2 separate regions of the Mus musculus genome follow, and region 1 is linked to region 2. Evidence: chromatin loops called from intact Hi-C (ENCODE). Cell type or tissue: left cerebral cortex. All regions are shown on one strand. Each heading gives the region's core, and the rest is flanking DNA. Links, peaks and the distances in the headings are about the cores only.

Region 1 (5,376 bases), core at 126-5,125, 220 kb after region 2:
AAATATCTAGATAATTCTACAGATTGGGAGAGCTTGGACACAGGCTTCCAAAGACAAAGGCTCCCCTTCCTCCTGGCTGGACCCATGTTCCTATGCTCTTGTCAGTCCCAGGAGGACATGAAGAGCAGGTAATAGACACAGCGTACCTTCGTTTTCTCTTCTCTAGTACCTAGGGCTATTCCCATCCACACAGCTCACTACAGAGCTCCAGTGAAGGCACCTCTGATTTCACAGGTCGTTACTAGGCTCCTAAGAGAAAGGACTTCTTTAGGGTCACTATGAAACTAGCCTACAGGTCTGTTCTGTTTATTCCTCTACTTACAGGCCACTGCAGCCCAGGGAGAGTCAACAGGCTGCTCAGAGCAACTGGTTGAGCATGCCCTTGGGAGGAGATGGCAGTTTTTCTAGTGTGCCTGCTTTGGTGAAATCATCCTTGTGGCTCATGGATTCCAATCACACTTCCACCCAGAAAGCCTGGGTGGGGCTCATCTTAGTGATGTCAGGAGCAAGAGTAACTTGTGACTCGAGGGTGCTTGAGAAGAATGCCCTGTAGGAATCCCGTAGTCCTATGCAGTATCACACTCTTAAGAGTTTGTGCATTAACAAAAAGGAGCGTGGAAGACTGGCAACATGTATTCTGTATTGACATTTGGTTCTTAATAATAACATCCAAAATGCGTTCTGTTCTTATAGCGCTGTGACCGCGACTGCATCGGGTGGAGGGCTGATGTTGCCGGAGTCTTCCTTGCAAGTGGGGAGGAGCTGGTGATTGAGACACACTAATTTCTCCGTGGGACCTATATGCAGCTTGGTGGGGTGCTGCAGCAGGCACCTCGGCTCTGACAAGGGCTGGGGATGCAACCCCAGCAGGCCTGCAAACACATGGGCAGAATCCTCTGCCCCAAGCCCACAAGAATACTGACGCTGATGGGGCCAGTGGTGGCAGCTCCTGGAGAGTAAAAGGGAGGCTGAGCTGTTACATTCTTGAGGCCTTCACAGGTACATGTCATCGTAGCCCGGTGGGGGAAGATGGTCAGGGTTAGGTCTGCAATGTAAAGAGGGTCTAATGAATTGGAGAATGAGGCTGAGTACGCAAGAAACATGCCCCGTATGGAGGAGGCCCACAGAGTGACATGGAGTTTAAGATCATGAACTCTAGGGCCAGATGGCCTGGAACTAAATTTTACCATGGCTTAAACACCCAGTCTCCTGGCCTTGCCCTTCTCATCTATAAAAGAACTATTGACATAAGCATTTCTTCTCCTGTGTTGTCCTTGCAGGGTCAATAGCGTGCTGGACAGTTTTACATAAAGTTGATACAAATTATAGTCATCTGAGAGGGGGAACTTTGATTGAGAGAACATGCCTCCACAAGATCAGACTACAGGCAAGCCTGTAGAACATTTCCTTAATTGATGGGGGAGAGCCCAGCCCACTGTGACTGGGGCCACCCATGGGCTGGTGGGTTCTGTAAGAAAGCAGGCTGAGCAGGCCAGGGAGAACAAGCTAGCAAGCAGCACTCCTCCATGGCCTCTGCACCAGCTCCTGTCTCCAAGTTCTTGCTCTCTTCGAGTTCCTGTCCTGACTTCTTTTAACGATGAACCCGTGATATGGAGTCAAATAAACTCTCTCCCAAGATCCTTTTTGTTCATGGTGTTTCATCACAGCAATGATAACTCCAACTAAGACACCAAGGGAAGAAGGTGAGGAGAGACCCCCTAGGCCTCCAGGGAGGCAGCATGGCAGCTGTGCCTGGAGTCAGATACCTCGGCTGCAGTGCTGGACTAAGCTAAGCGGAGCTGCCATCAGGTCCCACCTCTCAGCATACCTGAGTGAATACCTACCCAGATGGGCTGGTCCCAATGGGTCCAAAGGGGTCAAAGCGAGCTCCTGGGGGCACAGCACCAGGAGGAAGCCGGTTTGGGAGGCCTGAGGATGGGTCAATAAGTACTCTTGGGAAGCCGGATCTCAGGGGATCCACAATCATGCCACCTCTCTGACACCTGAGACAGGAAGGAAGCTGGGTAAGCAGGTGTTACAGAGACTACTGCCCTTGAAGAAGAGAGACAGGCATATAGTGAATAAAAATTGACCAGCATGACTACTCTAGAAGTCCAGGAAGACAGGAGAGCAAGTCAGAGTGAACAAGAATACAAAGAGCACACAAAGTTGTGCACCACTGGAGCCAAAGGGCCTGCAGCAGCAGAGGAAGTTCTGTAAGGATTCCGTGAGCCCACAGGACAGAGATCTCTGACACATCTTACATTTAGTAAGATCAACTGGTCAAGAACCAGAGCTAGAATTGGCCAGGATCAATACAGAACTCTCCAGCTCTGCAGAGTTTATCCTAAGTCTAGGAGTAATAGCGTCAATACCATGATGAGGGTTTGCTATTTTCTTTTTCTTTTTTTTTTTGGTTTTTCAAGACAGGGTTTCTCTGTATAGCCCTGGCTGTCCTGGAACTCAATTTGTAGACCAGGCTAGTCTTGAACTCAGAAATCCGCCTGCCTCTGCCTCCCAAGTGCTGGGATTAAAGGCGTGCGCCACTACCGCCTGGCCGAGGGTTTGCTATTTTCTTAAGGGCCTCAGCACAGCTGCTAACTGCCTGTGGGTTGCCCAAGCCTGGCTCCTGCCATTCTCTGTCCCTCACTGAGTTCCACAGACCTGACTTCATGCACTCAAGCTGAGATAAATAGGCTTACATGCTGAGGTCACTGTCTGAGCCGCTCTGAAGAGTTAAGTGAGTCCTATGATCTAAAACTGAGATGCTAAAAGTGGGGTCACTCTTCAGCAGGAGTTAAACCTCATCTGACTCACTCAGAGAACACTGCAGAGCTGAGGGTACAGAACCTCTGCTGGATACAGGATGAGAATCAGAGGATACTCCCTTTGTGGAATGAGGTAACCACTAAATAGCCTGAGCTGTTACTCTACAGCCTGTGGCCCATTGTGTGGTTTTCCTTTTGCATCCTTATGACTCTTGCCCAGGAGGGTCCCAGGTCTTTCTCTGAACTGCTCTGGGTATGGCAGACCACAGAAAGTAGCAGTGACTCCTCAGCCACTCATCACTACCTCCTTCACTCCAAAGGGAGGGGAGGCTGACGAAAGCTCTAAAATGGGATGAGCTGGGCTGCAAGCCACTAAGCAAATTATACTGTTGCTGCCTCCCCAGAAATACTCACCCAAAAGGGTCTAGGTCATCTCCCCCGACAGCAAATGGGCTCAGGGGATCACGCCTGAAACAAACAAGGACAATTACCACAATTCCCAGAGCAGCCAAGCACCTATGCTCCCAGGGGCTTGAAGCTGATGCAGAAGAGACACACCGAACACCAGACAAGGAAGAAACTTTCATAAGATCACAACGTAAGGAATACTTGAAAGTGGTCCTTGGCAGAGATTAATACTGATCACATTAAACTGGAAATAATATGAAGAGCTGAACGAAAGGTAAAACTGGGTGGATGCGGGGGACGGGCGGGGAACTGGAGAGACAACTCAGTGGTTAAGAGCACTGGCTACTTTTCCAAAGGACCTGGGTTCAATTCCAGCATCACATAATGGTTCACAAGCATCCATAACTCTAGTTCTAGAACATATGATGCCCTTGTCTGGCCTCTATGGCATACACATACATACATACACACAGCCCAAACACCCATATATACATAAATAAAGAATTAAAAGTGAAAACGGAGGCAGCAGAGATGGCTCAGCAGTTAAGAGAGCATACTGCTGTTTTAGAAGACATGTTTGGTTCCTAGCACCAAATCAGATGGCTCACAACCACCTGTAACTCCAGTTCCAAGGGATTTGACACCTTCTTCTGGCCTCTATGGCCGCTTGCATGCATGAGGTACATACACATCCACAAAGGCACAAACACATAAAAAATTAATCTTTAAAAAGGTAAAACAATAAAGGGCAAAGTCTAGATAAAGATAAATTATTAAATAGCCTCCAAATATATTCTATTGTATTCATACTTTGCTAAAATTCTTATAGTTTATGTAAGTCAAGAACTTGATACATGAAATATTACTTCAAAACCAACACCTGGCAGCTAAAGTGTAAATGCTACTCAGGTGGAGCAAGACAGAAGCCTGGGAGCCAGAGGGTAGTGTGTGCTTCTCGGCCTTCTATCCATCATGGCCTGTGCACACTTTCAACCCCACCGTCTACTGTGAATCTCTGCACCACAGCCAGCTGGTGGCCACTGGCTATAAACCTCTGCAATCTCTAGTGTTCCCCCTTTCTCTCCAAAGGATTAAGTTCTTCCTTCTCTGCGAATGCCAGAGCGCCAGAATAAACCTGAGAATGAGAGTACAGAGCATAACTAAAGGTTACCAACTCTCCAGAACAATGTGGGGAGGAGGGGAAACAAAACAGCGCAAAGGAGGGGGGAGCTGCAAGGCCCGCTAAACAACTCAAAACTGCCAGGAGGAGGGAGTTGCTAGGCCCATCCCATCCCATACATACTCAGGCCGTCAGGGCTATCCCCAGGGCTATCCGGCAGGCAGCAAGTGCTCTCCAGCCTTACTACAAGGCAATCACACTTTTAAGAACTTACTCTGTGAGACCTGGGAACCCTTTTTAAATGCATCACATAATCGTGTGCACCTTAGGGCAGTCAGAGTTGTGTCTGTGTTCTGGACTTGGAGTAAAAGATTTTATAGCAGGCTGGCAGGAGCCTGTCACAAAATCTCTGCATCCCCAACTTTTTTTTTCTTTAAATTCTGCTAGTTTATTGATTGATTGGTTTTCATGACAGGGTTTCTCTATATAGTCTTGGCCGTCCTGGAACACTTGCTCTGTAGACCAGGCTGGCATTGAAAAAAAAAAAAAATATATATATATATATAGAGAGAGAGAGAGAGAGAGAGAGATTTGCCTGCCTCCTGAGTGCTGGGAATAAAGGCATATGCTACCACTGCCTGGGTCTAACAGTAACACCCAAGAAGACTCAATGATGGTAAACCATACTTTAGGACAAGAAAGGACTTGCTGATAGAATCAGCCTCAAAGAATGGACAGCAGTGATTAAGCTAGAAACAAACCTGTATCATTCTTGCCATCACCCTTGGTTTCTAGTCCCAGTCAAGCTTCCAAATGAGTATCTCAGCTTCATACACTCTACCAGAAACTGTCACTCCTCCCTGATTTCCTGCCTGTGTCAGCCTCTTACTGTCCTTTGGCATGATATGGCTATGGCCCATTTGAACTCTCAGAAGCTACCATTACTCAAAGGATTCCCACAAGCTTGTGCTAACCAACATTCCTTCACAGAGAGGGGAAGCTCAAGAGGAGTGATTCTAGTTCCTCATGTTCTGGTGACTCCTAACCATAAAATTATTTCATTGTTACTTCCTAACTGTA
Region 2 (5,376 bases), core at 135-5,134:
AAATAGGGTTGTAAATGTGTGTCCTCCCAACACCATCATACTGTTTTTACTTTTAGGAATCTTGTAATAGAATTATTGTTTCATTGTAGAAAATGAGACTTACAGAATGAAAGTATAGTGTTTATCCTTTGATAATTACCATTAATATTTTGTTATGTTTCTATGCAGTCCTTGTTCTGATTATAACATGGTGAAGATGATTAGTTTCTTGTGTTGGATTAAGCAAGGTCTTAGATACTTCCCTGCTGACACTGAAATTCCTGTTTTCCATGACTTTGCTAGCCCATATGTCCCATAGTTTTGGTGAGTCTGTGTCTATACTACTGTAAATGTCAATTCTGTGAACACCGTTTATGTTAATCTTTGACCAGTTTTGAATTATTTCCTTACAGTAATTTCTCTAACAGAAACACCAGGTCAAGAACATAATACTTTTAAGGCTGTTATTCACTGGCTCCCAGTTATTAAACTAAGACTTAAAGTTCCTTCAACTAAGACTTTTCAGCCCAGGCAGACTGTATTTACGTGGATTGAACAAGAATAATCTGGCTATAGCCTCATTTCTCAGGTGTTTATTCTCCATGGGTCCGCTTTGGTCTTTCAAGCATTCCTCAGGGAGATGAGAAGATAACCATTGTAGAAATGTAGTGACTTCTCTGTAGAGATCTGAGGAGTCACATGTTCATGTAGTGCTTCACACTACCTCAGAACTTTGCTTTTAAATATACTGGAGACTTGTAGATATTGGTAATTTTAAGGTTCTGTACTCCTCAAGTAGAAGGGCACTAATTATCACAGCCCCAGCCTAGCTTCCAAATACCACCTCTATCTTCTCCAGCCTGGTCACAGCTTCCATTGTGACCTTCCACTATTTCACAGCCCTTTAGCTTCCTTGGTTACTTTAGACCCCACTCACTTTAGACCTGAAACATTCTCAGCCAGGGCCTAAGTGTTGCCTCCTGTTAAGACTGGTGAGGAAGCAGCTACATGATAGCACCTTCTTAGATCCAAATTTTAAAAAGTGCTGGTTTAATCTCAAGCTGATCTTGGACTACTAGAGTACTACTAGGTATCTTGGAGCTTATTTCTGAGATTGGAGCTTTCCTGGCTTCTAGTGCATCTCTTGAGGCTCCCAATGTACATCATAAGAATGGCAGGTGAAGTGAGTCTTGGGGGAATTATGGTGTGGTGTCAGTCAGCCTCACACGTACATTGCTCTGCTTGCTCTTTTGCATACATCTGCTGATTTGAACCTCGACTCTGACTTAAGGAGCAGGTAGGTAGGGCATGTAATCCTTCTTTCATTTTAAAGCAATAAAGTATGCAAAGCAGTGCACTGGCTTACTATTCAGGTCATACAATTGCAGAGCCAGGACTGGATCCTAGCTGCTTGTACTAACTACACCACCAACATTAATCCAAAACTCTTAGAGTTAGCTGCTTCTGACTAGGACCACAGTTGCCTCCTGGAAAGGGGCTTGCAGAAGGATGGTTCCTGCTGAGAGCCTCCTTCATTAATGTGTTGTTGTGCATGCCTGGAATGTTTTTCCCCCATCTCTTACCTGATAACCTCATCCTCAAGAGATCCCAGGAAATAGCAGCCTTGGTTGTTGTCCCTGTCTCCCCATCTCCATGCTGCCACCACCATTGTCCCTGAGACCCTCACTGACTTGATGGCTGCTCCCTTTGCATCATATCTGCTTGCACCCTTATGTGTTTTTCTAGCTAGTCAATAAGTTTCTTAAAGACAATATACCCTTTGCTTCAGTGCACCCAGAACCTGGTACATCTTCTGTTTATTTTTGGTATGTTTGGCATTTCACACACAGGTTTTATGCTGGGGGCTCAGAGAGAAGTGGACAGCAGATTGTTGGTCCTCCCCGGAAGAAAAGTCCCAACGAGCTGGTGGATGATCTGTTTAAGGGTGCCAAAGAGCATGGGGCTGTAGCTGTGGAACGAGTGACCAAGAGCCCTGGAGAGACCAGTAAACCGAGAGTGAGCATAAGGGTTGTTGTAGCCAAAAGAATTGAGTTCCACAGTGGAGAGGGAAGCCTGCTTCTCTCTAGCAGAGATTGGCTCCTTTGTTTCTTCACTTGGCTATTTGTTCTTCTGTGTAGAAGACTAATGTGTCTGTGAGCTAGATCAGAGCTCAGAAACCTACCTATCCAAATTGGCCAGCTTAGTGTTTTCCTTTATTTCACTGTAATTAAATTCATTACTGAATTTAAGGAGGGAGGAATTTTTTGTTGTTAACAATTTTTTTATTAAATATTTTCTTCATTTACATTTCAAATGCTATCCCAAAAGTCCCCTATACACTCCCCCCGCCCTGCTCCCCAATCCACCCACTCCCACTTCCTGGCCCTGGCATTCCCCTGTACTGGGACATATAATCTTTGCAAGACCAAGGTCCTCTCCTGAGGGAGGAATTTGGGGGTTTTGTTTATTTGTTTTTTGCTTTTTCAAAACAGGATTTTTCTGTGCAGCCCTGTCTGTTTTTAGAATTCTCTGTAGACCATGTTTGTTGCCTCAAGCTTACAGAGATGCCTGCCTCTGCCTCCCAAGTTGTGGGGATAAAGCTGTGCTCCATCATGCCCAGCTTCATCACCAGTTTTTATGTAAAGATTTCTGTCCTTAGGAAAATCAAAACATCATTGTTACTGTCCTATACCCATATTCCTGCATAGCCATTATTATTATGAGTTTATACTGAGAATAGTAGCTATTCCCTTTAGCTGGGTATTCCAGCTTTCACCTCTTATCCTGCCCCTGGAACAAGGGGCAAACACAAGCAAACCTTGTCCCTGTGTTTGCTATTCAGTAGTTAACAAGCTTGATCAGAATGTTACTTCTCTGCCTCATCCTAAAAATGTCTTTGTACCTGAGTAATTCCACCACCAAGTGTTTATGAACTTGTCCTTTATAGCCATTTGCAGGAGGGGGCTACCGCCTTGGAGCAGCACCAGAGGAAGAGTCTGCCTATGTGGCAGGAGAAAGGAGGCGGCATTCAGGCCAGGATGTGAGTGTCCCTTCCTCAGAGATGCTTGTGGACTGTTCATTGTGCCCATTTCAAAAGGGACTAGTTACGTGTGTGAACGAGCAGCCTCTAAAAGACGAGCCTGCTGTGGTCTCAATGGGGACTTACATAAAAATGACAGTTTTCACTTGGTGGTTAGAGGGCCAGGGCAGGAATGGGGAAGAAGATGGACACAAGGTTTCTTGAGTGTTCTTTGGATCACACACAAGGGGGCAGTGTGGTGGGGGGAGTGATTCCCTGGTATTTTGGGGATAGTTGAAGAACCTTGAAAATGCCAAAGAAGGCCTGAAATATGGATGGATTTGGTTGGTTTTGTTTTGTTTCGTTTTGCTTGAGTTTTCTTTATACACACACACCCTCCAGGCAGTGATACTATATAATTTTGAGTCTTTAAAAAAATTTAATATGCTACAAAATAATTTGGTCTACCTTTATTTCCATTCATTTCTGTGATGTATATTTTAAATCATTTTAGTTTTATTCCCAAATAAAGTCAAGCAGGAAGACAGTAAAACTTTTATAGACTTGTAGCAGTGGCCACCAGTGCATTAGCTGTTAGCCTTTCAAACTTTTTTCTGTAAGTGTGTATAGAAAGTTGACAAATTGTGGATATGTTCTTGAAATTTCTTTCTTTTTTATGTGAAGGGGACAGGGGATATGCACATGAGTACAGAGGCCAGAAGAGGGTGTTTAGATTTTCAGTAATGAGAGTTAAAGACAGTTGGGAGCCACCTGGCATAAGTGCTAGGAACTAGGAACCAAAGTTGGGTCCTGTCAGGGCACTACATGCTCTTGACCACCGAGTCATCTCTCCAGCTTCCAGATAATCATTTTTAGTAACTGCAAAATAGGGAGCCACAGCTGGGATTGAGTCATTTCTTATATAGTCACCTCGATAGCAAACTCTCCTTAGAACAATGCCCACTTCTCCTAACCTGCGTCATAGCATGTCCCTAGTTTAGGTTGGTGTGATGTATTTGGTTGATACTCCTTGTCATGTGTGTATTTGTCTGATTGTTGATGTTTTTGTAGTAATGTAAGATAGTGAAAACTCACTCATTTATAGGTTCAGTTGCATTTTCTAGGTTCCTGTCATTGTAACTCCGTGCTTATTACCTCCTGTTGTCACAGGTTCATGTAGTGCTAAAGCTCTGGAAAACTGGATTCAGCCTAGACAATGGTGACCTTAGAAGCTACCAAGACCCATCCAATGCCCAGTTTCTGGAGTCTATCCGTAGAGGGTAAGCAGAAAAGCCCATGTTAGTCTCACTTTCGTGAATGAGCTGTCAGGTGGGAAAGGAAGAAAAGTTATTAAAACAGATTTAGCACAATTTGACATAAAGATTCACAGATCACTCCAAAAACCTTGTCCATTTTTAGCTGTTTTCCTTGAGGCATAGCTAAGTAGCCAAATAAGCAGGCCGTGCTGTGACTGAGAAGGTGGAGACAGACACTTCCATAACCAGACCCTGGTGACAGAGAGTCTCTCTCCTCTCAGGCCATTGGGGTGAAAAATGCTATGGTGGCTTTGGGGGATGGAATTTCCTTCATCTCCCCAGTTCCTGTCCTCATGAAAAGCCCTCAGGGATAGAGAAAGGGAGAGATGGAGACAAAGAGGAAGAAGTGCTTGAGAAAGCAAAGGGATTGAGAGGTTTGGTCTCATCTTGTGCACTGTTCTCATTTGCTTTCTGTTGCTGGGATTAAACCCAGAATGAAAGCAACTAAAGGAGAATGGGGTTTGTAACAAGCTGCTTGTTTGCTCACTGACGCCTGCTCTGCTGGCTATCTTAATAACTAGATTCACCTGCCTAGACAGTGTCATCCTCAGTGGGCTTGGCCTTCCTACAGCACTTGTCAATGAAAACAGTCTCTTAGAGAGATGGCCGCAAGCCATTCTGGGAAAAGCAGTTCTTCAATTGAGGTTCTCTCTTCCCTGATGACTACACAGGGTATCAAGTTGACAATAACAACTTAATCAGGTTTCCATCCATCTCAAAATAAACCCACCATTGCCTTTTTCCTTAGGGAGGTTCCTGCAGAGCTTCGGAGGTTAGCGCATGGTGGGCAGGTGAACCTGGATATGGAGGATCATCGGGATGAGGACTTCGTGAAGCCCAAGGGAGCTTTCAAAGCCTTCACTGGCGAGGGCCAGAAACTGGGCAGGTGAGAAGCAGTGTCAGTTGGACCATCAGTCCCATCAGCCAGTCCTGTGTTCTCATTGTGAGGATCTCAGTGAGAGTAGTGGCAGAGTAGTTGAGTTGTGTTTCACAGAAGGGAGAGTATAGGTTCTGGAGTATGCAGACCTGAGCTAAGTCTCTGCTTGTCTTTCCTTTACAGCT

The links. Peaks named below come from ENCODE experiments on the same cell type or tissue, not always from the same donor. Only the 100,000 strongest peaks of a DNase experiment are listed, where the experiment ranks them.
Region 1: it touches region 2 in a loop (2.4-fold over the local background); 2 of 42 quality-filtered maps call a loop at or near these places.

The regions. Positions count from the first base shown.
Region 1 is chr2:151,717,641-151,723,016 of GRCm38, forward strand. It overlaps Psmf1 (proteasome (prosome, macropain) inhibitor subunit 1), which reads right to left. Exons shown (of 7, transcript NM_212446.2): 5 at 3,183-3,236; 6 at 1,845-2,003; 7 at 1-1,045. The coding sequence ends at 994. Among named protein-coding and RNA genes, the nearest start is that of Tmem74b, 18 kb to the left of the region's middle. In left cerebral cortex, for the core only: no CTCF peak of the experiment used is centred there; a DNase peak (open chromatin) is centred at 3,094.
Region 2 is chr2:151,501,185-151,506,560 of GRCm38, forward strand. It overlaps Nsfl1c (NSFL1 (p97) cofactor (p47)), which reads left to right. Exons shown (of 10, transcript NM_198326.3): 4 at 1,271-1,276; 5 at 1,830-1,995; 6 at 2,927-3,019; 7 at 4,169-4,278; 8 at 5,063-5,200. Among named protein-coding and RNA genes, the nearest start is that of Nsfl1c, 9.7 kb to the left of the region's middle. In left cerebral cortex, for the core only: a CTCF peak has its summit at 3,253 (motif pointing right); no DNase peak of the experiment used is centred there.